Regions from separate parts of the Homo sapiens genome. Here regions 1, 2 and 4 are each linked to region 3. A link is a loop called in an ENCODE intact Hi-C map of the cell type or tissue named here. Cell type or tissue: natural killer cell. All regions are shown on one strand. Links, peaks and the distances in the headings refer to the core of each region. The heading gives the core; the rest is flanking DNA.

Region 1 (5,430 bases), core at 342-5,341, 260 kb after region 3:
AAAGATAAGCATTTCCAAATTCTGACCTCCAGAACATATAAGAACTGGAGTTTAAACTGACACTGTACTTAGAGCTAAAGACCTAGTGTGCGAGTGGGTTTGAATACCCTTCCTGCTGAGGCTGAACTCTGGAGTAGCTGGGTGGCCTTGACTGCTGCTGCAGTTTTGAAATTGTAACCGTATTTAACCTAGTGTAGGTCCACAGTGCAGTGAAATCGTTTAGGATGAGAATGAGGCAGTTGCTTGAATGCCGTATTTTCTATTTTCTGATTGTGAAAGTTTATCTTTCTTTTGTTTGAGAAAGAGTCTTACTCTCTCGCCCAGGCTGGAGTGTAGTGAGATCTCTGCTCACTGCAATGTCTCCTGGGCTCAAGCGATCCTCCCACCTCAGCCTTCCAAATAGCTGGGACTACAGGTGTATGCCACTACACCCAGCTAATTTTTGTGTTTTTTGTAAAGACAGGGTTTCACCCTGTTGCCCAGGCTGGTCTCGAACTCCTGGGCTCGAGAGATTCGCCCACCTCGGCCTCCCAAAGTGCTAGGATTACAGGGATGAGTCATCGTGCGTGGCCTGAAAGTATATCTTTCTTTGTAACATATAGGTGGTTTCCTAGATATCTTTTGAATGATAGCCTGTTAGCTGACCACAAATGTTAAACTCTAATGAATTCATGTTATCCAAAGTTGTCTTAAAAACAGTGAAGTGAGAAAAAAATTAGAAAAATCATTTCATAAAAATTATGACAAATGTTCTGGGCCAGAGAAAATATTTGGACTTCAGATATATGGCAACTGGGTTATAAATTTTTTTTCTGGCTTTAATCCATGTACACATAGTTAAGAAAATAAAATTAATTTCAGAGCCAACCTTTGAATTTAAAATTTATCTTCTCCTTAGCCTTATCTTCGCCTCATCCAAATTATAACAAAACTTTATACTACTTTAAGTAGTAGAATGTTCAAATGGTTGGTAAACAAGACTCTGGATTATATGAAAACAGAAGGAAGAAAAGGTGAAATATATTTAAAGGTTAAATTCTTGGAATAACTCTCTTTTGATTTGGCAATTCTGATGTAATGAGTACCAAAAATGAGTCTGATTCAGGTACTCTGAAAATTAATTTTCAAGAAAACTGGATTGAGAGCATATTATACACTTTAATGCTACTTAATTAATATTTGCCTCATATTGTGCTGTTATTGCAGTTATATAGCCCATGACACTGATCATAATAATGATAATAATAAATAATAATAATGGGTCCTTCAATAAATATTTACTGAACACTTATTATTTTCTAGATAGTGTTCTAGGTGTTAGGAATACAGCAGTAAAGAAAAACACAAGCTCTGGCTCTCAAGGGGTTTACCTGTGACAGAAAATAAACAAAATAGAGAAACAAATCAGTAAGTAATATGTCAGAAGCTGACAAGTTTAGGTAGAAAAGCTAAGTGAGTGGAAATAGGGCATTGCTCTGTGACATTGAAAGAGAGTAGGAAGGGACATGGTATTTATTGAGTTTGCTGTATTTGTCAGGTGTTTTGTTTATTTTTTCTTGTTAACCCTCAGAACTCAGAGGTGCATTTGTTTATATATGCCAAAACTAAGACCCATACAGATGAAATGATTTGCCCAAGGTCTCAGAAATAGCAACTGTTCAAGTCAGAATCAAACTCAGGTCTTACTAACTCTGCTCTACCATACAGTTTTTCTTACCTTCCCCATGATCCAGGTATTTAATGAGTGAATTTTTTTTATTAGCACTTTTCAATACACAAAGTATATTTCTATTCACACTCGGATTTAATTTTTGTAATATCTTAATGAAATAGGTGGTAGCATCAGCCTGACCCCTCAGAGGGATAAAATGATTTCCCCAAGTTAGAAAGTGGCATATCCACAAGTCTTTGACTCCAAAGCCTTTGCCCTTTCTATAAGCTAGAGGCCAAGCTAGAGGAGATATACCTTGGTGTTCAGAAGAATGGCCTCTTGAGCTGAAAGACTGGCATTTGAATCCCAGTTCCAAAACTTCATAGCTTTTTGGCCTTGAGATTTTAAAAACTCTAAGCTTCAGTTTTCTCCTATGTAAAATGAGAGTAACAATAATGTTTAACCTATGAGAATGAGTCAACACATCTAAAGCACTTACAACAGTTCCTGGAGCATAGTCAGTGGTACACAAAAATTAGATGTTAATATAATGTTGGAGAGATGAAACTAACATAATTGTCATATGTGCTTCCATATAATTTTAAAATGATGTGGTTTGGCAATAATTACAGCAGAAGTTCAGGCAATTGGGATGACCTACACAGGCACATGAACTTCTAGTTCCCAGGAGTCTTTTCAAAGGCCCCTATGGATATCTCCTTCCCAGCTTTTCCTTGTAAGCTTTTTGATTAGTCTATTGTTTGTCTCAAATCTTTTAAATAAAATTAATCTTTAGTTAGACAAATACAGGTTGTATATTTTTACGGTATACAACACAGGGTCTTGAAATATGTATACATTGTGGAATGACTAATTCAAAATAATGAACATATGCATTACCTCACATTTTGTGTGTGTGTGGTGAGAATACTTAAAATCTACTCTCAGCAATTTTCGAGTATGCAATAGATTTTTAATAACTATAGTCATTGTAGTATTGTACAATAGATCTCTTTGAAATAATTCCTCCTAACTGAAGTTCTGAATCCTTTGGCCAACATCTCCCCAATCTCTATCCTCAGTCGCCCCCTGCAGCCCCTAATAACCACCACTCTAATCTCTGCTTCTATAAATTTGACTTTTAGATTTCATATAGAAGTGAGATCATTTGTCTTTCTGTGCTTGGCTTATTTCCCTTGGCATAATGTCCTCCAGGTTAACCCATGTTGTCACAAATGAGAGGACTTCCTTCACTGTGGATATACACACATTTAAAAAATCTATCCATTTGTTGATTGATACTTAGGTTGATATATTGGCTGTTGTGAATAATGTTGCATTGAACATGGGAGTGCAGATATCTCTTTGACATACTGATTTTTATTTCCTTTGGATATATGCCCAGTAATGGGATAGCTGGATCATAGGGTAGTTCTATTTTTAGTTTTTTGAGGAAACTCTATACTGTTTTCATAATGGGCATACATACTAATTTACATTCCCATCAACAGTGTACAAAGTTTCCTTTTCTCTACATCCTCTCCACCACTTGTTATTTCTGATTTTATTTTTTGATAATAGCCATTCTAACAGACGAGAAGTGATAGCTCATTGTGGTGTTAAACTCCATGTCCACCCCAGTAGACCAAGGCTCCAGGCTTAACCCCATGGACCCAGGCATGTGGCCTTCCAACTTGCTGACCCAAGTACCAGGCAAGCCTGCCTGAAGGATCTAGCAGCAAACCTGTTCACTGACCATACCAGATGGCCAGCCCAGAATTTCTGGATGGACTGACTGGGAAAGGACTTTCCCCGATGAAGCCAGTCTTTAAATATTAAAATAAATGCCTACTTCTTCAAATGGGCAGCACCAAAGCATGCCTGCAAGGATCAGAAATGTGGTGTCAAAGGAACAAAATAACCAACCTTAAAGAAATGAATATTTGTAAACTTCCTGACAAAGAATTCAAAACAATCATCTTTAGAAAGCTCAATGTGCTACAAGGGAATACAGATAGACAACTACATAAAATCAGGAAAACAATACATGAACCAAATGAGAATTTCAATAAAGAGATATAAACTATAAAAAGAACCAAACATAAGTTCTGGAGCTAAAGAACACAACTATTGGGCCAGGTATGGTGGCTGACACCTGTAATCCCAGCACTTTGGGAGGCTGAGGTGGTTGGATCACTCGAGTCTAGGAGTTTGAGACCAGCCTGGGCAACGTGGTGAAACCAAGTCTCCACAAAAAATTAAAATGAAAATTAGCCAGGCGTGGTAGCTCACACCTGTGTTTCCAGCTATTCAGGAGGCTGAGGTGGGAGGATTGCTTGAGCCCAGGAAATCAAGGCTGCAGTGAGCTGTGATTGCACCACTGCACTCTAGCCTGGTGACAGAGCTGGACCCTGTCTCAGAAAAAAAAAAAAAAAAAACACAGTTATTAAACTGAAAAATTTCACAGAGAATTTCAACAGCAAACTCCGTCAAACAGAAGAATCAGTGAACTTGAAGATAGGTCATTTGAGGCCAGGTGTAGTGGCTCATGCCTGTAATCCCAGCACTTTGGGAGGCTGAAGTGGGTGGATTGCTTGAGTCCAGGAGTTCAAGACCAGCTTGTGCAACATGCTGAAACTCCTTCTCTAAAAAACAAACAAACAAAAAAATTAGCTGGCCATGGTGGTGTGTACCTGTGGTGGCGTGTGTTTGCGGTCCCACTTACCCTGCCAGCTGAGGTGGGAGGATCACTTGAACGCAGGAGGCTGAGGCTACAGTCAGCTGAGATGGCACCATTGCACTCTAGCCAGGATGACCCAGTGAGACCCTGTCTCAAAACAAACAAACAAACACACAAACAAGATAGGTCATTTGAAACTGCCCAGTCAGAGGAACAAAAAGAAAAAAAGAATGGGGTAAAGAAAACTTACAGGAATTAAAGTACATCATTAAGTCCCAACTCTTATTCAATATCTCAGGCAGCTGCAATGTTGAACAATTGTCTGTGCTTATTTTTGACAAACGTTCCTGGGGAAAAGGCTGTTTGCACAAGATGAGCTCTGAGTCAGGTCAGGTCAAATAAAGCTTGTGAGTGAGATCTTCTAGAGATTCACTAGATACGTCAAATAATGCCCATTCTCTGAGAATGGAACTTTGAAAGAGCTGTGACCCGTTCTGCCCCTTCCATTGGCTTCCAGGCTATTGGTTTTTACCATGGTTGTTTGCTGTTGGTTTTTAAGGCTATTACAGAGTGAAAGAGAAAGAAGTGGAAATAGAACAAATTAAAATGTCACAAAGATCTCTCTTTTTACTGTGATTTAACATTTTTTTTTCCCAGTAAGTGCACCCTGAATTGCTGTAAAACTTTAATTTTCAGAGTTATAAAAAAGTTGATTCTGATCTTTTTTTAGCATTTTCATTACTTTTTTGGAAAAAAGAATTTTTGGCAGTTATTCACCATTTAGTGGACTCACTGATAATATTTAATTAAATAATGTAATTGCAATAATGCTATGGAAGTAAACTGCAGGCTTTGGATAAACATGTGATATAATGGATGGGAACATATATGCACATGCTTATGTGAGAGTCTTACAGACTTTGAGCACTCAACATTCCATGGGTAGATCAGTGTGCTTTAGAAAGGGATTAGGGAGGTCTTTTTGTGAGTGGCTAAGTGGCTATGCATCAAGAAATCATCTGTCGTACACACTTATAACTAAAATGTGATATAGTGAATTTACTTTCTAAGTGCAAATAATCTCTGAGTTTATTGAATA
Region 2 (5,430 bases), core at 277-5,276, 84 kb after region 3:
TGGTCTTTAAACATTTATTTCTAACCGTCCAGATTTCTCATAGCCCATGTCTGAAGGTAAACAAATATTCTAGGATGAAACTAATCATTCAGGCTGGGCCCAGGGGCTCAGGCCTGTGATCCCAGCACTTTTGGGAGGCCAAGGCAGGAGGATCCCTTGAGCCCAGGAGTTTGAGACCAACCTGGGCAACATAGTGAGACCCCCATTCTTAAAAAAAAAAATTAGACAGATGTGATAGCACATGCCTGTTGTCTAAGCTATTCAGGAGGCTGAGGTGGGAGAACTGCTTGAGTCCAGGAGCTTGAGCCCAGGAATAACCAGGTTTTTCTAATATATTGAGGAAACATTTTTAGCCAAAATGCTTAATTAGAAGTTAATTTTGAGGGATGGGCAGGGTGAAAAAAAATTTAATTGAATTTAAAAATTTTTAAAAACTTAAAAAAATAGAAATCTTTTTTTATTGGTAAGCTGTCATCATACTACAAACAGCTTAATGCAGTAACAAAGTAAAAGACATAAAGGACCAGGAAATTAAGATAAAACACTTCTCTACACATACTTAGATCCAGTCAAGTACTTGACCAAGGACACCTTTTTTTGTATCTTTCTTTTTTTTAAATATATAATTTATGGCCAGGCGCGGTGGCTCACGCTTGTAATTCCAGCACTTTGGGAGGCTGAGGCGGGCAGATCATGAAGTCAGGAGATCAAGACCATGGTGAAACCCCGTCTCTACTAAAAATACAAAAAAATTAGCCAGGCGTGGTGGCGGGCGCCTGTAGTCCCAGCTACCTGGAGAGGATGAGGCAGGAGAATGGCGTGAACCCGGGAGGCGGAGGTTGCAGTGAGCTGAGATTGTGCCACTGCACTCCAGCCTGGGCGACAAAGCGAGACTCCGTCTCAAAAAAATAAAAATAATAATAATAATAAATAAAAATAAAATAAAATAAAATAAATATATAATTTCTTTATTTTTATTTTATTTTATTTTTTTAAGTTCCAAGGTACCTGTGCAGGATGTGCAGGTTTGTTACACAGGTAAACATGTGCCATGGTGGTTTGCTGTACCTAGCAACCCATCACCTAGGTATTAGGCCCAGCATGCATTAGCTCTTTCCCTAATGCTCTCCCCCACCCCACCTATGTATCTTTCTTTGTGGCCTTAAATACATTTGAGTTTCTTATTTCTTACATAATGATGTCTGTATACCGAAAATAAAACTTTTTCTGACTTATCTATTGTAGATTACAGTATGACTGGCTTTAATGAAAAATAGGCATTTTGCAGAACTATTAAACCGGTCTAAGAATAGATGATATTGTACTGAATCTCCTAATCTAGCAATCCATTCAAACGCTTTTTGTTTTTTTTCTACCATCAAAGCGTGGAAGAGGTAATGGCCTAGGACCAGAATGGGGGTCTTTCATCTGTCATGTTTTATTGTAACAGATTTACTTGAAATTACGTTTCTCACCTGCAGAAACTAAGAGAAAGAGCAAGAATCAGCAGAGTAGAAGGGGGAAAGGGGACAATCAGAGCATCTCAGTGTTTTAGAGTTTGATGTGATCACTGGGCATTTAGGTTAGCCTTTTGCCTTTTCTCTCTCCAAGATTGTGGTGCTTCTGTCCAATTTTTGTTTTACAAGATGAGTTGGAAATTTAATGGATTTTATGTATGCAGCTGGAATTTTGAAACAGAAAATTAAAAGGGAGCTGCATTGGCCTGAAGGATCAAAGTTCTATTAAAAAAAAAGTGGGTTTCTTATATGAAAAAGCTTTAAAAACTAGTATTTTAAAAACATTTTACAGTTTACAAAGCACTTTTCTATAAAATTATTTCATTTGAACATACAATGAGGGAGGTCCAGGGTTATAGCATGAGTTACTGTTAGAGCTGTGACCATAAACCATGCATCTTTTTTGCTTTGTTCTTTTTTTGAGACAGGATCTCGCTATGTTGCCCACACTGGTTTCAAACTCCTGGACTCAAGCAATCCTCCTGTCTCGGCCTCCTAAAGTGCTGGGATTGCAGGTGTGAGCCACCACACCCGGCCTGCATCTTGTTTCCTTTTCTAAGACTCTTTGCATTACATATCTCCCTCTTTCATTCCCCCTTGCTCCTTCTTTCATGAATGATTCTGATAGTTACTTTATGGATGCTTAACATAAAAGACTAAAGGCTTTTTGAGGGCACATTTGGTATCCTACTTATCTTTGCATCTCTGGTATTGAACAGATCCAAAGCTGGTGTTTGGTTAATGTTTTTGAATGGACAAATGAATGAAATTAAAATAAAAAGGCAAATTAAAAAAGAGAAACAATTTTTCAGATTTTAAAATAAGTAAATGAAAACAGCAGATCAATATTATAGTTTTTATATAACTTCAGAATGTCAAATGCTGTATTAGCTGCTATGCATTTATCTACCATATCTATCTATCTATCTATCTATCTATCTATCTATCTATCTATCTGTCATTTATCTTGTTAGCTTCATTCCAAATAATTAATTTTATCATCCATTGTTATTTACAAATTCTCAGGTCACTAAGTCATAATTATAACTTGGGAAAATGTGTCCTATTTTATTGATAGCACAGAAATTAGAATTTATTCTTCAGCACCATAAGGTTTATGGGAACACAACAAATAAAAATGGTCACAATTATTTGTCATGTCTGGAAAAGTACAAGACTGTGACTACTAATTCATAACACATTTATATCAGTTTTACTTACTTATGGCTATTATATTTCCTTTGTGAATTTCACAGGTTTATGAAAGCATTAACTGATCTTTTTATATTACTCTATCTTCATGGCTTATCCACAGCTTGATTTCAACTGGCCATGCTTAGATAAAGCAAATTTCCATATATATTTTTTTCTACCTTCATGCCTAGGTAGAGATCCTAGATATGTTGAGCTTTATTTTATTTCTGCAAATGTAAGTAAACATTTGTACATGTGACTTGGAGGAAAATTAGAGGAAGAATTTATTTATTGTTCATTTAAGACTGATAATTATTGGGTTCATGTACTAGGAAGTTATACTAAGAAAAAGACTCTCAAAGAAGACACAAATTTTACAAAGCCATACTCATAAAACATATAAAGATGATGACATATCCAGGATCAGATTTAGATCCTCTAGATCCATCCCAAAGAAGAAAATACCAAAAAATAGCCCAAGCTGTAACTTTACCAATTTAGTTACTGCTGTCAAGAAACATTGCACAATGCCATCTAGTGACGAGTAACCAATGTATGATTAATCACATAGAAATGACTGGATGAGGAGGGGGAAATTCCCAGGATTTTATATGTAAGAGGGAAAGTCCTTCTGAGAGAATTAAAATGGATAGAGATTAGTTTTATTTCTCCAGGTACACTTAGTGCATGACAATTTATCACCGATCTGAAGCTTGGTAGTTTTTATTTTGAAATACTGTATTGCCACCTACCTCTGAATCTGCAGCTCTACCTCCTTCTGCAGCTGCCCTTCATTATTCCGTCCACAGCTGAACTCAGAACTGTGAGTGTTCTCCAAGCCGCAGCCCCCCATCTAATGACAGGTGGTGGAGGTGGAGCACTTTAGAAACCAGTCTCAACAAATTAAAAAAAAAAAAGGACTTCAAAAAAGGGAACCAAGTTGATTCTTAAAACAATCTGTGCCACATTAAAAATAATAACAATAAATAAACTTGGAAGTTCAAAGAGTAAAACTAAAACAGGGACTAAAGGAAATCATCTTTGTTTTTTGCAGCCAATGACTGTGCAGACCTGATGCTGTCTTGTTCTTGTACCAAATTCTCCTTGAAAATACCAGAGACCTCTCTCTGAATGGCCATAACATTATACCCTAAGGGAAATAATTTTCTCCAACATTTCTCATCTTTTGTAAACAGATGGCATATATATATTTAATATATATATTTATAGATATATTTATAGATATTTATATATATTTATAGATATATTTATATATATATTTAAAGAGAAAGAGAAATACCAACAGTCTGCCAACTGTGGAATTCTTATAGTCCGATAGTTTCTTTTTGGTTATTTTTTCACAACTAAATTAACTAGTGTTGCTGCCATAGATACATTTAAGAAAATCAGACACTTTGCTGCTTTTACATATATCTGTCTGAAACTCAGCAGGAATATTTCAGTTGCCTTAGAAAAATATCCAGTTAACAAACTTTGTGAAGTGAAAAGAAAACCTTATCAAAATCTCCAGCTTCAAGTACATTTAGTTGTTTTCTTTTTATTGTTGCTTACATGCTGTGATTGGAGCACAATATGTGGAAATTGCATAACCATTATTTCCACAAATCAAAGCTATTGAGACATGGGAAGGCCATGTGGAGCTGCTGCATGAAATGTTGGTTAAAAAAATTCCACTCTGCCTTTATATCTAAAGTCTTCCCTTCTTTCAGGTATCAATGGTTTCTTCAGTCGTAAGCATCACTAGGTTGTGTTTCGTTTGTTTAACTGCTTTTAAAATCAGAATTAGCCATAGGTCAAATAACATTTTTTGAAAAACATTTTCTCTATGTGTCTTATATTTTTCCTTAGTTCTACTTTGTTTTGTTATTTTTAATATTTTGGGGGTAATCTAGGCAAAGAGCTCTTAATTCTTAATGCATTAGAACCATCAAGAAACATTCAGTGCAATTTCCATGTCTCAGGGGAAAGTTTTGGTGTCCTCACCTCGATCCATTCCCAGGTTTATGGGGACTAGGGAGAATCCTTTCACTATTATTTTACATTTTAAAATATACCTAATCAAGTGCAGTGCAGTGCAGTGGTGTATGCCTGTGGTCCCAGCTGCTCGGGAAGCTCAGGAGAGAGCATCACTGGAACCCAGGAGTTTCAGTCCAGCCTGGGCAACACAGCAAGATCCCATCTCTAAAAAAAGAAAAGAAAGAAAAGAAAACAGTGGCCAGTCAGATGGCTATGTAGGTCAAAGACAGCCTGACTGAATCATATGAGAGGGAAGAAAAACACTTGTCATTCCTAGCTTTCTGTGTTCCTCTTTTGTTCCAGCAGAGCTTTGGTTGTACTACTCTAATACCCATACAACACTGCTTTCCTTAGAGCCACAGCTACTGCTGAGAACTCAAAAACTTCTTCCTTTCCGGTGAACACGTCTAGACTTGGGCTGGGGATGGGATGAAGATCTCTAACACCTTCCTGGAAATCAAGAAGTGCAAATAGGTAATTTTCCCTTTTTTTTTTTGAGATGGAGTCTCACTCTGTCGCCCAGGCTGGAGTGCAGTGGTGCAATCCGGCTCACTGCAATTCTCCCTGCTTCAGCCTCCTGAGTAGCTGGGATTACAGGTGCCCGCCACCACACCCAGCTATTTTTTTTAGTTTTAGTAGAGACGGGGTTTCACCGCATTGGGCAGGCTGGTCTCGAACCCCT
Region 3 (5,430 bases), core at 309-5,308:
ATATGATCCATTTCCTGCTCTGAGAGAGTTACAAGGAAGACACAATCAGCTTTTCAATTAGAAAAGGTAAACTGTGAGAGAGCTACATAAGTAGCTACAAACAGTGTGACAGTTCGGTGGTAACCAACAGTTGAAGGCCAAGGGCTTCACATTCCTTTTCCGACTCCAAGCATAATAAAGCATAATTCCCTCTGCAGAGGAAAAATGGAAAGCGGAAAGAGACAAAAAGCTTCTCTACTATGTAGGTAAAGAACACCTGCAAATTCACATTACCTATGAATTGATCATTTGACTGAACATTTTTCTACTAAAGTATTTTACCGCAAGAGCAGCTATAGACAATACACACATCAATAAGCAAGTTTTGTTCCAACAATTTACAGAAGCAGGGATATTTGGCCCATAGTTTGCTGATCCAAATTTAATTTACAGATTTTTTTTTAAAGTGCCAATCCAGCAGACAATTATAGGGGAAACCACTATTTTAAAACTCAAAAATTCAAATATATAAAAGTGAATTTAGAAAAAAGCCTAGAGGTGGGAAGGCAAGGAATATCTGAAATTGTTTCTTTTTATTTATAGATATTAAAGTAATAGCATAGGCTGGGCACGGTGGCTCATGCCTGTAATCCCAGCACTTCAAGAGGCCAAGGCAGGTAGCTCACTTGAGTTCGAGTTTGAGACCAGCCTGGGCAACATGGTGAAACTCTTGTCTCTACAATAAAAAATACAAAACATTAGCTAGGCATGGTGGCACACGCTCCCGTATTCCCAGCTACTAGGAAGGATGAGGTAAGGGGATGACCCAAGCCCAGGAGGTCAGGGCTGCAGTGAGCCCTGATCTCACCACTGCACTCCAGCCTGGGGAACAGAGATACTGTCTCACAAAAAAAAAAAAAAGGGAACACCACAGTAGGATACATATCTCTGATGTTCTTACTACACTAAAAGTGACTGAGGTTTTTCTTCTTCCTTTATTCAATGAAAATCTAAAACCTAAAGTGATCACTGATTAAATCTTCATTATAGAGGATTAAAATTAACCTCCTTCGTAGTTCACAGTTCTTATAACAATACTTCTCGTCCTATGGAAGTACATAATGATATTAATAAGGATACATCCTACAACATTCTTGCTTTTCTAATCCCTAAAAATCTTAACGGGATGGGCTGTCCCCCAAAGTCGAGTATATAAAAGGGTAAAATTGATTAGAAATATTAATACAAGGATAAGTATTATCTGATACCTCCCTTTCAGCAGTATCTAAAAATGAGTAATTATAAAACATGATTATAAAAGGTTATGACAAAATATTTACTTTTAGATTGTGAAAATAAACACTACCTGAGCAAGATTTTAGATTTTGTCCTTATACTTGTACAAGCCTGCAAACCTGTATCACCAGTAGCATCCTATTCTAACATCTTTTAACATAAAAATATCTACCATTAAAAATCTATTAAATAACCACTCCTTGTATCTGGCAATCCAAAAAAACCCTTACGTTCTGATAGGAAAACAGTATTCGACACAGAATTACTGATGTGATACAATGAATTGTGTCCTGTTTTAACATGTCTGAACATTGTATGTGGTCTCCTAAGCAGTTAATTTGGAAATAATTTAGTATTACTGGCTGGGCACGGTGGCTCATGCCTGTAATCCCAGCACTTTGGGAGGCCAAGATGGGAGGATTGCCTGAGCCCAAGAGTTTGTGACCAGCCTGGACAACATGGCAAGATCCTTGTCTCTATATAAATAAATACATACTATTATTTAAAACTGTAATTTTGATTCTATATTTCTTCATACCTACTATACTTTTAAGCATTCCACTAATTTTTTATTGAGAATATGTTTGGATATTTTAGAAAAAGCTAAAAGTTATCCTGTGGCCTATCCATAGAACTTATAAGGGATAATAAAAAGAAAAAAAAGAGTTTGAAATACTGATATTGCAATAATCTAAATAAAACCTAAAACCTTAAGAGTTTGCATTGACTACAGAAAATCCTTTCTGTAAAGTAGATTTTGTAGAATGTTATCTGTTCATTGCCTTTGTGTAGTGGTATATTGTGTTATAATATCTGTGTGTAAACTGAATACTTGGGTTTCATTATAGTATTCACATAAAATAATATTAATGATATAAAAAAGGAAATCTTGTGGCTATGAAGAGGTCCTTGAAACTATTTTTTAAGAATCATTCTATAAAAGTCATAGAAAATAAATTCGAATTTTAAAAAAAAGCTCACAATGTAAATTTAACACTTTCAAACTTTATTATCAGTACAGTCAAAGCAATACAAAGTTATATGGAACTAAATTAATCTAGAAAGTAGATTTTTATATCATTCAAGATAAGGAGAAGCCCAGATTAAATATATAAAATTGTTGTTATTTACACAGCTAACTTCCCGCTTTGAAAACAATCCCATACGTAAATTTCTTTTTTGGAGCAAGGTAACTTGGTGATTGTTCTATCTCTACCCAAAATTCACCCCTATTTGGAAAACTGGGGGCTAAAAGCAATCAGAATTCACCAGTTCAAAAACACTTACGTCCATCTTATTAGCAACACTAACTACCCAGAGGAAACTAAAATAGACCAGATTTACAGCAGTAAGTAAATCTAATTGTAATTTAAACATTACCTTATTTTAGCAAAAGGTGAAGGGAATCAAACGCTAGGGGGCAGCATCAAACTGTTGTGGGTTAGGCTGGGCAGCCTTGCAAACTTTAAGCTTTAGGGTATTTTTAATGAGAATTACACTTACATAAAAGATGAATTATAAAACTTCCGTTATAAAGGAAAAAACTAGTTGTTTTGATTCCCTACATTTCTCTTCCATTTCCCATTGTGTACTTTCTTTTGCAACTATGACTGGTATCACTTTAAAATGCACTAGTAATAATGTCCTTCTGATACTAAACTCATGGCATTTCCAATACTGAGGTAAGCACTATATAAACACAAGCTGACATTTTTAGCCTAACCATAATGGTTAAGTTTTGATTCACTCAATTAGCATTTTAAACTTAATTAAAGAGCTTGACAAGCTCTGCATATTCATGTGTCATAAGCAGTATGTGACAAAAAAAACTGTGCAGTATGTACCCCCTCACGAAATTTAGTTTGGCAGGGAAAACAAGATGCACATGTTATTATAAATTAGAAAATGGAAGAGAAGTAGAAATAAATCCATGAGTATTATATATAAGTAACAGAACAAAAACAACAGGATAATGTATCCCCCCCAAAGGCCCAGTAGAGACCATCAAAGCTCATTCTGGGGGTAGTCAAGGAGGGAGTGGAGGGAGAAAAAGAACGCAGACCTTCAACCACTAATGAAAGAACTGAAACATCTGTATGTAGAAAAAAGGTAAAATCAACTCACTATCATCTTCAGCCTTTTGGTTATCTCATTTAATGGTCACAGTTAAGTCCGTGAGTAGGGTTTTTGTACTTGAAGTTCAAATAGAAGATTAAGATAAGCAACTTCCTCAAGGTAAGCAAACTAATTAATAGATCAAGGTTTTGAACTTTTAAAATTTCACTCCAAAGCCCTAAATTTTTTCCAGTATTGGTCAACACTGAGGGTAGAAGGGTTGGGTGAACAGAATATTAACAAGGTAAATTTCTCTAATCAGAAGGAAATGATCATCCCAGATGCTGAATTTTCCTTGCTATAATACTACATCCTATCTTCTCCAAAAATCACTTTTGAAAAAGGCACACCCCCTAGATTAGTACTTGCATACGACACTTGAGGCCTACTCAAAGTACTTCAAATCAGGTGCTCAAAAAAAGGGAAGGACCGTGTTAGCTTTTAAGCAGTTAGAATTTAAATTGGTAACAGTAAGAACTAGTATAGGTTATCATGCAATCTATTATTGATGTCATTTCCTATGAGGTCTTCCCCAACCACTTTTTTTAAAGTAGCACCAAAGTCATTCTTGCACAGGGGTTCTTATCCAGGCGTCTATGTACGGAACGCAGAATGTTTGTAAATATGGACAGGTAAAAAAAGAAAAAGATTTATCTTAACCTCTGACATTTACTTATCTCTTCAGTTACGAATGCAGGCAAAAATTACAGCGATGTGAAATACCTGATAGCAATTTTAGATTAAATTTAAGCCAAATTCTTTAAAGATCATTTACAGTCCTCACTAATGCTTTACTAAAATATAGATGTCATATTTAATATCTTCATTATTTCATAACTGGTTTCTGTTGCAATTCTATGTATTTCATACATTTAAAACCATCATTCTGTGGTTCATCACATAAAAAAGTTAAAAATCCATACCAGCACATCATTGTTTTATTTTCTTCACAGCACTTATCACTGATATTATATGTTTCCAGTAAGGAGCCACTGGAGTAACCAGTGTCTGCAGAATGTGCGTTGTCTGGCATGGATCCAAGATCTAGAAAAAGTAACTGACTCATATTAAGGTACTCAAATATTTGTACAATAGAGTCCTAATACAAAACAATACACAGGAGTCTTGACTTGAGGCTTTCAATTGCATACTAAGTTAGAAGGAACTAAGTTCTACATCTCCAGCTTTTCCATTACTTGCTTTTTCTTAATTATGTACAATTTAGATACACATCCAAAAAGAAAACAAATACAAACCTATTCTAGTTTTGCTCCAAGAATGACTCAGTTCCAATGTAAAATTAGAGGACTTAACAGCAAAAGGCATAAATAAAAGTTTCTTTTAAAAAACAGTATAACCTACCATACTTTTTGTTTTTTTCTAACATGTGTTTTGTGTCACTGTTACTTAGAATAGGTACTCGAGTGAACGACCCTTCCAACGGAGGGCTTCAGGTTCTGCAGTGATATTTCTTCCTCGTGCCAGATCCTTAGTACAGCCCATGTGGACAGGCTCCCACGTGAACATTTCTTTACAGAAGCCACAGGAAGACCTTGAACGTCATGTTGCTCGCGCCCTGGCAAGGCCCCCGCCCTTCTTAGCTGGGGCGTTCGAGGGACCCCAGGAGAGGCAAGGAGTTCAGCAGATTCCCAGACCCGGAGAGGCGGTGCGCGAAGGTTCCTCTACGCGATCCCCCTGCCGCGCCCCACATCGCTCTCCACCTAAGGGCTTTCCGGAACAAAGCCGTGCGGCCGCGCCACCTCCGGCCCACCCGGCCTGTCCCACCGACCCGGCCCCACCCTCACCCTCAGCTCCAGGGACCCCCAGCAGGCCGAGATCTTCACACCCCCGCGCTCCGCCTCGGCTTTTCGGTTGGTCCGGGAGAAAACTAGTAGGAGCAGAGGCGCCGCCGTCCGTTAGCCTCGGTCCGGAACAGCGGTGCCGAGGCTCCATCCCGGGGTCCCCTCGCCCCATTACAGACCAGAGAGAAGGACTGGAGAAGAAAAAACCGGGGCGCTGGTCGCCAAGCCCCCGAAGACC
Region 4 (5,430 bases), core at 289-5,288, 580 kb before region 3:
CGGTGAGCTGAGATTGTGCCATTGCACTCCAGCCTGGGCAACAAGAGCGAAACTCCGTCTCAAAAAAAAAAAAAGAATCCAATAAATATTAATATTATTTATTCTTTGTGCAAGTGCGCACTTTGTGCAAGTGAGACAGGTGCCTTTTGCAATTATGTGTTATATTAAGATTTTACCCTGCAATATGAGATTTATGTAATTATGTGTCTAAAATCATTCTTGGTGATAGTGCATATCTAAAAGAAGTTTTGTAGGCCAGGTGCGGTGGCTCACACCTGTAATCCCAGCAATTTGGGAGGCTGAGGTGGGTGGATCACCTGAGGTCAGGAGTTCCAGACCAGCCTGGCCAACATGGCAAAACCCTGTCTCTACTAAAAATACAAAAATTAGCTGGGCATGGTGGCAGGCACCTGTAATCTCAGCTATTTGGGAGGCTGAAACAGGAGAATCACTTGAACCCAGGAGGCGGAGGGTGCAGTGAGCCAAGATTGCACCACTGCACTCCAGCCTGCTGGGTGACAGAGTAAGACTCCGTCTCAAAAAAAAAAAAAAAAAAAAAAAAAGTTTCATGAGGAGTTTTTTGGTGAGGAATTTAGAGTGAATGATTAAAACCTCACTCTTGGTGCCACTTACTTATATACCATGTACTTTCCATTGCAACTTCCTGTCTAATTGCCATGATATCATTTCAGCAGCAAGCAAAGACATTTCATCCTAACAGTTACTACTAGACATGAGTAACTCTGTTTGACTCATATTAGTTTCGACTGAAAAGGGGAACATACTTGAGAAACACATGGGCACCATTGTAACTATTCAAACAGAATTTTTATTCTCAACCAAAATGCCACAAAGAGGACGTCACTTAAGACCTTGGTTGAGGTTTGTTATATCCTTCAACTTGCAGAAATCAAAAATGCAGAAGTTAAGACAGTTGCCTCATTTGACTTGTTGATTGTGATAGCTTTTGTCCATGGTGATGTGATGAACATAAGGACGAGGCACAAATCCAGATTGTCCTCTCTTTGTGGTTTGCTGCAGGTACCCAGCGTGCCAATGCCCGGGCTCCAGCCCCTTACAAGCGGGATTTCGAAGCCAAACTGAGGAACTTTTACAGGAAGTTAGAGACTAAAGGATATGGACAAGGCCCAGGGAAGTTAAAGTAAGTCAAAGTGACACAAACCACATAATGTATAGATGGTGAAAGGAGAGGGCACAGTTGGGCCTCTAGGAAATTGATTGTGATTTGGGATGACTAGCCTTCATTTTAGTCGGCATAATTATTTTGGAATTTGTAAATTATAGGATCATCTAAAACATAGTCCTGGAATGAAACATGATTAAGCTTAACATTTTAAAACAAATAGTGAAGACACTGCCACTTTTCATGCAAAAATAAAGGCAAAATAAAAGGCTGATTTATTTTTTTCCTCTGAAAAGTATGTCTTTGTTGGTGCATAGTATATTCATTAGCTATAAAGCTATCCCAATGTCCTCCACTGCAAGTTTCTGTCTCCTGAACTGACCTGAGTGTAGGAATAGTGCTCAGCTCTGTTCAGTTCTGTGAAACAAACTTCACAGCAGAACATGTCATGAATGTTGTTTCGGCCTTTCTTCATCCATCTCCTCCTTTCAAATGGGGAAACTGAAACATCATCATGTTGTTTGGCCTAGAATTGTTTCCATTCCCTACTTACCCTTCTTTCTCTCCTCCCTGCCTTCACCCCTGTCCCACGTCCCCACTGGAGATCAGTCTGCCACTGAGAGAGGACAGAGGAGGGACGGTCTCCACTGGAGCACCCCTGTGACCCTGGGTGCCTGAGAGACGGTCCAGAGACCAGACCAACAGCAGCCCCATGGCTCACTGCCCCACCTGCAGGAAGGCTTGCTTGATTAAAATCCACCTTCATTGCCCTAAAAAATCATCTGCCTGCCCAAACACCATACTTCTCTGAGCTTTACTTTTCTCACACTTAACTTACAAAGGTCTAGGATGATCCAGCTGTCATGCATTCAGCCTCCCTATCATCTCTCTGCCCATTACCATTTACATTAAGAGCAAATTGATATCTATGGAAGGATGACTTTAATTGGCATCATCACAAGTAGATTAACCTGCCACACTCATCATTCATTTGTATCTGTCCCTTAGGGACTGTCAAGATTCACTTAATTTAACAATTAACAATTGGAAACTCCTCTGCTTTGGAGGATATTGAGAATTTTTTTTTTCCTCTTTGTTCTCACAGTCATCTTGCTGGGCACTTAATAATTGAATTCCTTGTCTACATGCATTGAGACTTAAAACATTGCCTCATAGAGTTGTTCTTGCTTTACTAAACAAAATGTATGGGCGGGGGGCGGTGTGTGTGGTGTGTGTGGTGTTGTTTTATGATCATTTTTTTTCTGGGATAAACTGATTTGACCATTTAGATAGGATTCTCCGGTTGTTTACACTGGTCATAGGTAGGGTACTCTACCAATGATTCTCTCATGTAACTTTTGCTAATGCTATTAAGAGTTCAAGACAAATGTGTACTTTATTGCAGACAGCAATGATATTAAGTAACATTCTTCTTACCTAGTTAATTGTGGCAAATGGAAATGTTCTAGAAAGATAAGTAAATTATCTTTAATAGTATAGTAATAATTTGTATTTTCTAAATTGTCTCTTTATGGACAGGTTAATTATCCGAAGAGATCACTTACTAGAAGATGCTTTTAATCAGATTATGGGCTACTCCAGAAAAGACCTGCAGAGAAATAAGCTATATGTCACCTTCGTTGGGGAGGAAGGGTGAGTAGAACAGAGAAGTGGCCTGTGGAACATAGGCTGTGGCCACAAGGCGGATGTTTCTCCACGTCGCTGTGGTTGCCTGAAACAGGAAATCCTTCTGCCAGGAAGTGCTGTTCTCATACACTTAAACCTTTGGGCTTTTTTTTTTTTAAAGGTCTCCTCTGGCTTTTAAATCACTTGACATAGAAATCCTTTAGTAAAAACTTGTAGCTTTAGATCATTTTTGAGAACAGAAGCCTAGTTCAGTTTCTTCTCTCCGGACCTCTCTTTCTCTTAAAGGGAAAAAGTAAGGCTTTACAAGGAAAAAAAACAAGGAATTGCATTTATGCAATTCCTTTGTGATCTGTGATCTTATTTTCTACCCTGCAGGGCTAGGTAGAACGTGCTTCCTCTATTAAATAAGTTCAGTTTCAGAAACATGAATTAGAATCTTGCTGTTCTACCCAGAAGCCTCCACAGAAGTAACTCTTGGGCCTTGGCTCTTATTTCTCTGCCTCCAGTTTTTCTCTTCCCTTGGGAAGGCAGCACACCTACCAACATTACTACCTAACATAAACAAACATGTCCCGCCTTCCATGACTCTTCCATGAGTGTGCTCGTCAAGATAAGGGTTAGGAAATGAAGCGGGGAAGACTCCTACACAGTGTCTGTTGTGCCCAAATAGACATAACTGTTATTACACATCACATTAGAAGAGGCCAGCTGTCATCCCTCCCAGACCCCTTCTTCCTCATTTCAGGTCTGGGTTCAAGTCTCAACATCTTCTTCATAACTCAGCAGCTGCTAGAGGGAATTTTTCTAATACCATACAATTGTCTGATTGTGTTCTCTGTGGCTCTTGTTGATTTGGATCATTTTAAGGCTATCCCTCTCAGTCATGCCTGGGAATAAAGTATATTAGATTATGGAATCATATTAGTGATATTGAACAAATTCAGCCATTCAGTACACAGTGGATGAAATAATGACTCCAAACTATAAAATAATTTGCATCTGCTGATGGAACTAGGGAATAGAAAAATCAGGATTCAAATTCAGGCCGTTTGTCTTTCATCTGGTACTCTTGGACTAGCTCTGGGACCTAAGCAAAACTCCTGCACTCCAGCCCATCTGAATTTTTTCCTATCTCTGGACATTTTGCCCATTCCAGCTAATGACTGATAACTTCCGCTCTTGTCACATGCAGTGCTGTGTAGTCTCCCAGCTATTCCTACATTAAGGTAAAGTAGTATGTGCAAACACACTATGACATGACAAAATTTGTACAGAAGTTTGCATGAGATCTGAGCCTTTCATTGCTGATGTGCATAAGTGGACTTCTCACTTGTGTTAGTTGGCTTAAAGATGAAGGTGCACAGTTGAAAATGAAGGCAAATGTTAGCCTAATCACCAGTATGCATGAGATTCCAAGTATTTCCTTACATAATCAGTCTGGTTTGGATGAGAATACTTTTCCTCCCCCAGAACTCCAGCTGCCTCCCTTCATTGTTGGACCAGAGTTTGTTGAGATCTCAAAGATATAGGGAAGAGTCTTTGGAAGCACTGATATTTAAGTTTGAATAGAACAGACGTTTATCATGACTGGTTTTCCTAAAGCAGTCTCCTCATGGTGTGGATTAATGACATTAGTTCCTAGGAGGAGGTCCAGGGTGAGTGGGGCTTGATGCCTCTGTATTTGATTACATTACATTGATGTCCAAATGCTTCCTGCCTCCATCATCTGTCTCCTTCCTGTGACATCGGAGGGAAAACAAGGGAGAGGATGTTCTAAGCTGTGAGCTCAGTTAGCAGGGACAATTTCTTAATCTGTTCACTCTGCATATGGTTTATTGAAGCTGGATTTCTGGACTCATGACTTTGTCAGGTCAGTATCATAAATTATTAGATATAGACTTTAATTTGCTATTGAGGTACCGAGGATACATATGCTGTTTTTGAGAGATGAAAACAGTAATTGTGCTGGAAAAATAGAAAGCTAAAAAAAATAAAGAAAGAAAGAAAGAAAGAAAGAAACCTTGAGCTACATAAAAGTAAGGAGCTCTTTTAGCCTTTGCCACCTTCTCAAACACACTGACTCTATCACATGAAAATGAACAACCCTAACTTTTTTTCTGGATTATAATACATACCCAAAGGGAAGAGCGACCCAAATTTTCCATTGAACTATAAAAATGGAGCTGGAGGTTTTCTGTTTTTTTGTTTTGTTTTGTTTTGTTTTTTGAGACAGAGTCTAACTCTGCTGCCCAGGCTGGAGTGCAGTGGCATGATCTTGGCTCACTGCAGCCTCCGCCTCCTGGGTTCAAGTGATTCTCCTGCCTCAGCCTCCTGAGTAGCTGGAACTACAGGCACATGCCACCACGCCCAGCTAATTTGTTTTGTATGGAGGTTTTCTGTTACTTTCTCTTTACCAATTCTAATCCCCTCAAAATGTATCATTTTGTAAGTTCTTCATGTCTGGGTCTAGTAATGAGCATTTAAAAACACATGTATCTGGCACCCAGATCTAAGAATCAAGGTTTTTAGAGAAATGGCTGATTCTAACACTAAGCAGGAAATATACAAGATGCAGCCCGAAGCATCTTTTGGTGTCTGCCAGAGATTAAAGAAATCCTCAAAAATCCCAGTCGTGGGGT

Evidence for each region. Peaks named below come from ENCODE experiments on the same cell type or tissue, not always from the same donor. Only the 100,000 strongest peaks of a DNase experiment are listed, where the experiment ranks them.
Region 1: it touches region 3 in a loop (9-fold over the local background); 23 of 110 quality-filtered maps call a loop at or near these places.
Region 2: a loop joins it to region 3, with 10 times the contacts of the local background. A loop is called at or near these places in 73 of 110 quality-filtered maps.
Region 4: a loop joins it to region 3, with 6 times the contacts of the local background. A loop is called at or near these places in 3 of 110 quality-filtered maps.

What each region holds. Positions count from the first base shown.
Region 1 is chr2:195,402,156-195,407,585 of GRCh38, reverse strand. No RefSeq gene overlaps it. Among named protein-coding and RNA genes, the nearest start is that of LINC01825, 130 kb to the left of the region's middle. In natural killer cell, for the core only: no CTCF peak of the experiment used is centred there; a DNase peak (open chromatin) is centred at 2,735.
Region 2 is chr2:195,574,116-195,579,545 of GRCh38, reverse strand. It overlaps LINC01827 (long intergenic non-protein coding RNA 1827), which reads left to right and starts at 5,053. Exons shown (of 2, transcript NR_187191.1): 1 at 5,053-5,222. In natural killer cell, for the core only: CTCF peaks have their summits at 3,040 and 3,243 (motif pointing left); a DNase peak (open chromatin) is centred at 3,255; H3K27ac peaks cover 724 bases.
Region 3 is chr2:195,657,745-195,663,174 of GRCh38, reverse strand. All of the region lies in intron 1 of SLC39A10 (solute carrier family 39 member 10), which reads right to left. Among named protein-coding and RNA genes, the nearest start is that of SLC39A10, 3.2 kb to the right of the region's middle. RefSeq lists a silencer at 5,181-5,280. In natural killer cell, for the core only: CTCF peaks have their summits at 2,467 and 2,666 (motif pointing right); DNase peaks (open chromatin) are centred at 2,714, 3,884, 4,424 and 4,964; H3K4me3 peaks cover 2,523 bases; H3K27ac peaks cover 2,508 bases.
Region 4 is chr2:196,237,816-196,243,245 of GRCh38, reverse strand. HECW2 (HECT, C2 and WW domain containing E3 ubiquitin protein ligase 2) reads left to right here. Exons shown (of 29, transcript NM_001348768.2): 20 at 1,042-1,162; 21 at 2,684-2,797. Among named protein-coding and RNA genes, the nearest start is that of HECW2-AS1, 19 kb to the left of the region's middle. RefSeq lists an enhancer at 1,988-2,037. In natural killer cell, for the core only: no CTCF peak of the experiment used is centred there; DNase peaks (open chromatin) are centred at 775 and 2,855; H3K4me3 peaks cover 242 bases; H3K27ac peaks cover 4,344 bases.